Linked DNA regions of Homo sapiens: region 1 is linked to region 2. The links are chromatin loops, found by intact Hi-C in ENCODE. Cell type or tissue: gastrocnemius medialis. All regions are shown on one strand.

Evidence for each region. Peaks named below come from ENCODE experiments on the same cell type or tissue, not always from the same donor. Only the 100,000 strongest peaks of a DNase experiment are listed, where the experiment ranks them.
Region 1: it touches region 2 in a loop (2.1-fold over the local background); 2 of 110 quality-filtered maps call a loop at or near these places.

Annotation. Positions count from the first base shown.
Region 1 is chr9:113,851,490-113,856,489 of GRCh38, reverse strand. It overlaps the pseudogene PDCD2P1. Among named protein-coding and RNA genes, the nearest start is that of ZNF618, 22 kb to the left of the region's middle. In gastrocnemius medialis, a CTCF peak has its summit at 2,958 (motif pointing left); no DNase peak of the experiment used is centred here.
Region 2 is chr9:113,992,064-113,997,063 of GRCh38, reverse strand. All of the region lies in intron 3 of ZNF618 (zinc finger protein 618), which reads right to left. Among named protein-coding and RNA genes, the nearest start is that of AMBP, 84 kb to the left of the region's middle. In gastrocnemius medialis, no CTCF peak of the experiment used is centred here; DNase peaks (open chromatin) are centred at 2,763 and 4,263; H3K4me3 peaks cover 666 bases; H3K27ac peaks cover 2,002 bases.

The DNA of each region.
Region 1 (5,000 bases), 140 kb after region 2:
CGCCATGGAATACTACGCAGCCATAAAAAACGATGAGTTCATGTCCTTGGCAGGGACATGGATGAAGCTGGAAGCCATCATTCTCAGCAAAGTAACACAAGAAGAGAAAACCAAACACCGCATGTTCTCACTCATAAGTGGGAGTTGAACAATGAGAACACATGGACACAGGGAGGGGACCACCACACAATGGGACCTGTCAGGGGGTGGGGGCATAGGGGAGGGGTAGCATTAGGACAAATACCTAATGCATGTGGGACTTAAAACCTGGATGACGGGTTAATAGGTGCAGCAAACCACCACCGCACAGGTATACTTATGTAACAAACCTCCACGTTCTGCACATTTATCCCAGAACTTAAAGGAAAAAAAAAAAAAAGGAAAAAAAATAGCAGGGTATGGTGCCACATGCCTGTAATCCCAGCTACTCAGGAGGCTGAGGCAGGAGAATTGCTTGAACCCAGGAGGCAGAGGTTGCAGTGAACCAAGATCGTGCCATTGCACTTCAGCCTGGGTGATAGAGAAAGACTCTGTCTCAAAACATACACACACACACACAAAACAAAAACAAACAAACAAAAAAACTGACCGGCCTGAGAACTCCCATGTGAAGATGTGAACCTGGATTTCCTTTCTCACCTTCCCTTTCTCAGCTACCCTTCTCCCCTTTGATACAGTAAAGGTGTATGTCTTATCCATCCCAAACCTTACCACGAGACATTGCCTGGAGAGGAAAAAAACCTGAGTTGGGGGTGGGGGGAGAGAGAGCACCAAACAGAGGGCTGAGGGCAAATGTTGGAAAGTAAACGTTCTTTTAATCAAGACTCCCCAGACCCTTCCCCAGTCATCTCAGTGAGAGATGAATTCCCATTAATTTTACATTTTCTGTTTAACAATTATCTAAATTTTAATCAGTTGTATCCCAAAATTTATTGCATTGATATCTCAATTCAGAGAAATGTTTAACCCTTAAAGCCTTATTATCCCAGGAAATATAAAAATTCTGAAAATTTTGCCTACAAACATATTTTTGATTTAGACACTATGACATGATGATCCATATGAGACTTACCAGCAGAAAAAAGATATGACATTCCTATAAAATTCTATGGGGGAAGTAGAATGGAAATAATGACTTAAAAGAGGAAGAGGAACATTGTAAAATTTCTAACTGTTAAAGGAGAGTTTGTTCATCAATTTTTCAATGGATGATGGTGGGTATAAAATTACTGTGATATTTAAATTCCATTGGATATATTTAAAGGAGTGATGTTAGCAGTTTAATTTTAAACATTAATATTTACAATACATAGGATGTTACACCCTTTACAACTATTTAAAACCATGAGGAAAAATTTAAAAAATATTTGATTGTGTATTTTTTCAGAATGCGTTCGGTGGCACATGAGCAAAAAACTGTGCAAAGGCCTCTGGTTTTGTCCAACTGCTTTTTTTTTTTTTTTAGATGGAGTCTCACTCTGTCACCCAGGCTAGAGTGCAGTGGCAAGATCTCAGCTCACAGCAACCTCCACCTCCCGTGTTCAAGCGATTCTCCTGCCTCAGCCTCCCGAGTAGCTGGGACTACAAGTGTGTCTCCACACCCGGCTAATTTTTGTAGTTTTAGTAGAGATGGGGTTTCACCATGTTGACCTCAAACTGGTTGGTCTCAAACTCCTGAGCTCAGGTGATCTGCCCACCTCAGCCTCTCAGAATGCTGGGATTATAGGCATGAGCCACTGCGCCTGGCCCAGCTGCTCTTTTTACAGATGAGCCATTTGAAAGTCAGAGAGAAGAAAGGACTTACTCAAGGTCATATGGCAAAATAGTGCCTGAGCTAAGACCAAAGCTGGTCTCAGGACACCCTCTTGGGCCCTCTTCTTTTTTTTTTCTCTCCAAATGCTAGCTTGCTGTATCAGGCTGAGTCTAGCAGTTCCCAGCACTCAAACAGGATGAAAGGTATGCAAGTTCATCAAGTGTTTATTTACAGACCTGAGAGCAGGACTAGGGCAAAGCAACAGAGGCCGATCAAGCACCAAGGACTAGCAACAGTACAAAGCCATTTCCACCCTGGGCCAGAACAGGTAGAGGGAAAGAGCACTTACCTGGACCTGACGAGACCTGTAGCTGTAGGAGAAGGCCCCCAACAGGACCTGTGTCTTTAGGGGAGGCATCAGGGCACTGCCAAACCACGGCTAGCAGCAAGAGAGCTAGGGGAGCAAATCCACAGATCTCTCTCTCCTCCTATGCTGTTTTCCTGCTGGTACCTTCATTGGTCAAATCATCCAGAAGCCAAAGGGCAGGGGAGCTAATTGTTACAGTCCTTAGAGGTCACCTCTTTGGGCACAGAGTAAGGCAGAGAAGGGCAGAGAGTCTAGGGGGCAACCAGAGAATGTCCACCACACATTCCATTTTGAACTTGACATTTGTACTTAAACAAAAAGAATAAGTTTCCCCGTCAAAAAAAATTGCAGCAAAACAAAGAAATCTGCCCCCTAGAAGAATCAGAAAGCCCATATTTATGAAGCAGGAGGAATTTCAGAGCAGTTTGGAAGGATTTTTATTTTTCATTTTGTAACTACGATACACAGATATCTACTTATTTTAATACTATAATATTTTGTCATCTCCTTTCATTGAAAACTGATCATTTTTGCAAAAATTGCCTGATTAAATCCTCACTCATGAATGCTTCAACAGGCTGCTACAAACTACAACTAAAACTCAGGAGTTGAGGGAAAGTCCCTGAGAAAAAGCAATGTTAATGGACACTTTAAACAGAATTATATTATGAAAGATAATAATATAAATTATTCATAGCCATATACTAAAGACAGGTTAATCCAGCTAGAATTCGATTGAAAGAATGTATGCAATTGCCATAATCAAAAATGCTTTCACACTTAAATCACCTTTCTAGGCAACCTGTGTCCATGTTATAGAAAGAGTAGCACCCTCTAGGGGCAGGGAGTGCCAATGGTCTATTGCCCTTTGACTTGGGCTTTTTCCTCATACCAGTAAGGTCATGATGGAGGTGGGGTGGAGGAGGGATGAGGAATATTTTTATCCCCAGTCCTCTTCCAAAAGAAAGCAAGTGGGTGATGCACAAAGACCCTCAGCTGGGAAATGGAAGACCTAGGTTCCTATTCTGGCACAGTCGTTGATTCGTTTTACATTCTTGATTAATGTCCTTCTCTCCAAACTCAAGTTTTCTCTTTGTAAATATTTATCTCCAGTATCTCTTATACTTCAATAGCTTCAGCTCTAAAACTAGAAAAAACAAAAACAGAAACAAAAATGTTATGGAATTGTCCCGGGTACTAGGTAATACTTGTGAAAAAAAACTTTGTAAATTTTCAGATGCTAAAGCAACATAAGGGAGGCCACACGGCATAGTAAGAACACATGACCAGAGTTAGTTAACCTGGGTATAAAATTATAGCCTGAAATTTCAAACTTCTGGCTACGGTCTAGTAAGGAGACCAGCAAATATTTTCCCCAAAAAATACCCATAAAGCTGGACAAAATTGATAAAACAACCCTTTCACTCCTCTTGAAATCAACTAATGGCACACAACAATTCCAGAAGCATTTATGTTTGAAAAACTATTGAACTTTGGGTAAGAACAGTGGAAGTGTGGTGTCTTTACCTGGGGCTGATCCTAACTTCCACCTTCTTCCCAGCTTAGTTGGTGCTGAGATTCTGTCAGGATATGGCAGGTCCATGAGGACAGACAGCTACACTTATTCAATTTGGAGCAATAGGTACCCATATCCAGCAGCACTGGTGAAAGTGATTATCCTGGCATCAAGTGAGGAGGGAGGGCCAATGGCTCTTCTTGTCTGAGATTACAGTCATGGTTAAGGCAAGCATATTCCTGGCTGAGGGTGCGCATATGAGCAGCCGAGACCAAAGAGAGTACAAACTGTATACACAATCCTGGCTGACCCTGAGGCTGGACACATGTGCACAGGAGACCCAGAAGGGCCTAGCTGAAATTAAAATGCTGGAGTCGACTTAACAGTGGCTTAAACTTTGAATCTATTCCCTTACCCACACACAGATTTCAGCACAAGACAGAATCCTTACTTGCTTGAGGCACTTCAGCACAACCTCTGTCCTATCATTAGCTGACTAGTGGGCTACACAGACACAGGGATGAGCCTTAAGAAGTCAGTCTTAAAAAGGAAAACAAGAATTAAAAAAAAATCTGGGCAGAGATATCAGCAGCTCCATATCACTGGGGAGATAGATTTAACTCAGGTAGGTTACTAAACAATGAACAAATTTTAAAAAGAACAAACCTTCGGGGGGGAAATACAGAATCCAGAGTTGCTACAATATATAACTAGAATCCTCAGTTTTCAAAAACACCACCAACAAAAATGAGACATGCAAAGAAAGTATGACTCATGCTAAAGAAAAAGGGGAAATGATAGAAACTCCCTCTGAGTGATTCTAGGTTTATCAGACAGACATCAAAGCAGCTATTTAAATATGTTCAAAGGGCTAAAAAAAATCACATTTAAAAAATTAAAGGAAAGTATGGAAACATTGAATCAACAAATAGACAATCTCAATAAACAGACAGGAATTATTGAAAAGAACCAAAGAGAAATTCTGGAGTTGAAGATATAATAACTGAAATGAGAAATTCATCTAGAGGACTTTAACAGAAGATTCAAGATGGCAAAGGAATGAATCAGTGAACTTGAAGATAAAAATTGAAGAAAAATGAATAGAGCCTTAAAGACTTTTGGGACAACATCAAGTATATCAGCACACATACAATGGTAGTCCCAGAATGAGAGGAGAGAAGAAAAAGGAAGAAAAAATTTGAAGAACTAATGTTAGAGGGGCGGGCGGCCAGCGTGGCTGGGCGTGGCCGGGCGCGGCCGGGCTGCCGGGACCCGGACCCTGGCCTGCGCGCTGTGCGGCTGCCAGCTCTCCTTCCTGCTACAGGTGTACGCGCTGCTGCCCCGCCGCGCCGACGCCTTCCACC
Region 2 (5,000 bases):
AAAGAAAGAGAGAGAGAGAACCTTTACCAGGTCTCATTTCCGTCCACCATCTTCCCAGAAGTCCTCATGAGGCTGGCAACTCAACATCCGTCGCAAGGATGAGCATCAGCTTGGCTAGTGGCTGGCAAGGAACTGGGCTCAAAGTAGGCCTTGGGGATCCAGAGCCATGCTACTGCCACCACCCCAGGTCACCTGCTGGATGTCAGGCAAGCTGTGTGTTCCTTTCAGTCATGGCACTTTCCTTAAATGCTACAGGGCAGCAGAGCCCCCCACTATGTCTGGTGCTGCCACAGGACTCCCCAGAGTGCCCTATTGAGAGCCCTGGGACTGCTCCCAGGGATGGCTGGCAGGGCTTGCCAGCACACAGGAGGCAGGAGCGGACTTTTCCTCTTCCCATTCCTGCTATCACAAGTGATGCAACAGTCGCCATCCCAACTAATCCGAGTTCACAGCTCCCACTGAGCACTTTCCCTAAACACCTGGCTTAGCTCCCTCCCAGAGCATCAGACAGACCAGGCGAGGACAGGGGGTCTAGTTCCTGAAGTCACAGAGGGGGACGCTGGGAAGATGCCTAGGAGAGGATGCAGGCTTCTGAGAAAGAATGTGGGGTAGCAACCCTTTGCACCCAGCCAGGTCTAGAGAAGCTCGGGCACCTTTCACAATACACAAAATGTGACAAGATAGAAATCCAAAGCTGGTGAATGAGAGAAGAAAAACGCAAGGGTAGGGACAGAAGGCTGGTTCCTTACAATGGACAGTCCCATATTTAGCTCAGAGCGTCTCAGGAGCCACTGTTCAGAGAACAAATGTTCAGGAGTGTGTCCAGCCCTCTCTGTTCAAACATGCAACAGGAGCTGGGTCCAGGGCTTGCCGAATGACAGGGGATCTGAACAGGGAAGTCATGGACAAGTGGGTTTCCTGAGGCTCTGGGGCTTGGCCTCAAACCAAATGTCCTCTGGAGCAGGGTCTTCTGAGTGAAGCACAAATCTCCTGGGGGTGTGTGGTGGCTGCCCAAGGGGTAAGTAGGTCCACACAGCCTTAAGAGAATCATCAGCTTCTAAATGTGTTCTTTCCTAAAATCAATGTGCCAGAGAATCTGGCAGGTGGGAGGCCCCACTCGCTGGTTCTTCCCACTCTCACCTTCACCCTTGTGCCACGTTACAAACAAAAGACGATCCTTTCACCCACCCCTAATCCTACCACGGTGCCTGCCCCAAGAGATGAAAACCCTGGGGCTCCAAGCAAAGAGGTGACCCTACAATACTGGTGTCGGGCTCAGAAAGTGAGTGGATCTAATGACCAGGAACAACTCCTTTTTTGAATCGGGTGACTTCCAACTCTCTGCTCTCAACAAAATTAGAGGAGGATATAATGGAGTTGTCAGCGAAGAGACCATTAAAAATATCATCTGATGATAGACCCCTGTGTGATTTCTGGCATACAACTTGGAAGGAATTCAAAGAATTGAGTGACACTGCTAAAACAAAACTCTATCCACTGCCAGCTACTTACATATGTGACTGAGCTTTCTAAGCACTTAGACCTACAAAAACCAAAAGATAGGAATTAAATTAATGTCGAATCTTGTCTCCTTCTAGCAATAAGAAATATTAATTCAGAGATACATGAGCCAATTGAGAAAGAAATGAAGCCCTATCCATTTCATTAAGAGATGCATTTTCAATAATTTTTTACTTTTACATTTACTATTTACCTAAATTTGTTTTTGATGAATTGTATGCTAATAACAACTCAATCTGGAAAAAAAAAATGTTGGAGAATGTAGAGCTTTATGATCCCAGGAAATTTTTTTTTTTTTTAGAAATTTCAATTTCAATTTATGTACATCTTGTTATGGTGATGAGTGTGAAACAGTGATCAATAAAAGACTTTCAAGCATAAAAAATATATTTTACATTAGGATAAAACCCTGTGGGGGCAGTGGACTGGAAATATGAGCTCAAGGAGAAAAAGGAAAGATGTAAAATTTCTGACTGTTAAAGATAGGCTTGTTCATATGTTTTTGAAGTGATGATGGTGGATATCAAATAGTGGTAGTGTTTGGATTCCCTTGGATACATTTTGAAAATTGGTTCACAGTTTTATTTCCAAAATGCCACCTTTTTTTTTTTTTTACACAATATCCTGGAAATTATATCCTTTGCAATGATTTAAACTTTGGATAAAAATGTTAGATGGCAACTCAAACATGTGAAAAAGAATATACAGTTTTCAAAATTCTTTTAGGAGGTATTGAGCAAAAACAAATGTTTGAAAACCTTGGCCTTTTAGGTTCCTGTCACTCTAGAGGTAACCCCAGAGGCATCAATGTCCTGAGGTTCCAGCTAATAGCAGTGGTACTGGTTTTACGTTTTTTGTCCCGTTAAAAACACTTCCATACCTATTACGTCACTCTGCCCCCAACAATTCTACTGGAAAGAGGGGCAGACTTTTATTCTACCTACTGACCATTCAAGACACGGTGGCTTAGAGAAGTTAAGGGGCTTATTCAAGTCCCCACAGTAGGGTAAACCCTGGGCTCTTGACTTACAGCCCAAGGGCCCTTTCTAACAGGGACCCTCTAACCCTTCAGACCCCAAGAGGAAGCGTCAGTAGCAGAGACAGGACGCGCCTGGGAGGGTGGCCAGAACTCCTCCTTTCCGAGTGGCTGCAGCAAAGAGCTGAGTGTTGGTTCTGGCAGGCTCTTGTGTGAGGCCCTGCCAACAACCTATTGAAACAGGAAACGAACTATCAGCTGGCACGATGAAGCAGGACCTGGCACCTACGCTGCCTGGGTCTGTCACAGGCTGAAACCCACGTGGCTGTGTCTGAATGACTGTCAAGCTCTTCTGCTGCTCCTTCCAGCGCCATAGCCTGGCTGCTGCCTCCTGGTTGGAGCTCCTTCCTCCTCTTTTCCTGGCTCTCTGGGCTGCCCTATGTGTGTGAGAACACCTCTGTACCTCGGTCCTGAAAGCTTGCTGCCTAGAAACATCCTTGCAGAATCCAGTCTCCCATCTATCTCATCCTTGACTCCCGCTCCTGCACTTTGTCCAGTGACCCTCCCTGATCACCTATGTCAGGACGGGGAACTCACTCCCTCACAGGCTTATGTCCAGTTACCAAACAGTTCCCATGATCACACGAAGTCCTTCCTTTTACTGAGTTGAAATCCCCTCCTGGAGACTTCTCCGTATTGGCTAGGACACCCTGGAATGTGTCTGCTCCATGCGCACCTTGCAAAATGCTGTAAGTTGTGAATATTTAGATTCCATTATCCCCCTCTTCAGGTCTCCACTATCGGGGAATAACCCAGTTGGTCCCTGTCCCTCATCTGAAGAGGGGTCAAGTCTGGGTCACTCATTCCCTCCACGGTCTCCTGCACTGCTACTGAGGAAACTCAGTTAAGTCTCGGGTCTCTGGGCCCCTACTGCTCTCCCTGGACTCCCTCATTAGTAAACACCTCAGGATTAAGGACCAGTGGTTTCACAGCATAGGAAAGAGTACCCACTGCTTAACAGTACACCTGGACCACCATAATGGGATGCGGGCATCCTTATCTCTCAGAGCCAGGAAATAGTCTAAGGGCTGGATGCTCTCACTGTTGTAAACCCAACTTGCCTTATCTTCATCAAGAAGAATGGCAAGTAGGTTTCCACTTCTAATTTTTCAATTCTAGCTGACTGGCAGAGACCTCTTGGCATACTGTGTTGAGAAGGATTCTGAGGTGCATCATTGGACAATGTACAGTAATCAATTCGCAGTGTCTGCCATGAACATGGGACTGCCATGAACCCGGAGCGAGGCTGGGTGAGCGAAGTCCTCAGGAGGCCCTTGGCACGGCAGGAGCAATGGTAGTGCCTTGTGTTTGCTCCTCCTCCTAGAGGAGCCCCTGAAACCTCAAGTGTGGTCTGCCCTTCCTTCTTGGGGCTGCTGTACAGAGCTGTTCCTGCAGCCTGTCAGATGGGTGCAGGCGTCTGTTAACTTCCTTTCTTTCATTTCTGCTTTTATCCAGCAAAGTTATTAAGTTTAGTATCTATCATCTCTGCTCTTCTTACTATAAAAGGAAGCTCTTGGTCTTGCCCCCAAACCCTGCACCAGCTCCAATGGCAGTGACTTTCTTTCTCGGAGTGAGAGACACCCTTCTCAGCACAGGGAATTCTCTGGGCAGCAGGGAAGCAGCAGCAACCATTGCGAACTTGGCAGCCAGCCTCCTGGGCACTGATGCCCCTCCTGACTCCAGCAGGAGAAGCTGCCAAATGCCATCTGTGTGTCCATGACCCGGGCTCCCCCACGGGAAGTGCCTTGGATGATGTTTGTGTCACTGGGAACATTGTTTGTCTGATGGCTATTAAAGGGCCAGTGTGGACTCGGGGAGGCTCCCTCATGGCGCAGCACTGGGTGACTGAACAGGAACACTCTTCTACTCAGCAACAGAGCCCGTCTCTGAGCCCGGAGCGAGGCTGGGTTAGCGAAGTACTCAGGAGGCCCTGGGCACCACAGCACCCAGCACTCCCCGCCAAGTGCCCCAGGAACACGTTAACTCCCCCATGCCCGGTGACCAGGACAACGAATGCACACTGCAGCAGGGGCTCACTTAAAAGCAAGCTCTAACCAGCACCCCACCCCAGCCAGGTCCCTGGGAGAGCTTTCCCTCCTTCATACACTTTCAGAAGCAGGTAGGAGGTAGGTGTTGTGGTAGGCCCTTCATAACACGAAAGAAAATGTCACCAACTTCCTGGGTGACCCTGGGCAACTCTCATCCTTTCCTCAGGCCTTGTCTGCCCCTCTATAAAATAAGGAGGTCATGGGTACCAAATTGACAGCATGCATAGCTCCACTGCCCACTTCTACATCCAGGGCAGACACCAACAATCAATCATGCCACCCTTTAGAATCCTCAACAGAGAACTCCTTACAGCCAGTAGCAACTGCTTGGACTTAACCCACAAAATCTACTTGCCATCTTGAGATGAGAGGAGTCCAAAAGGTTCAACTCTAAC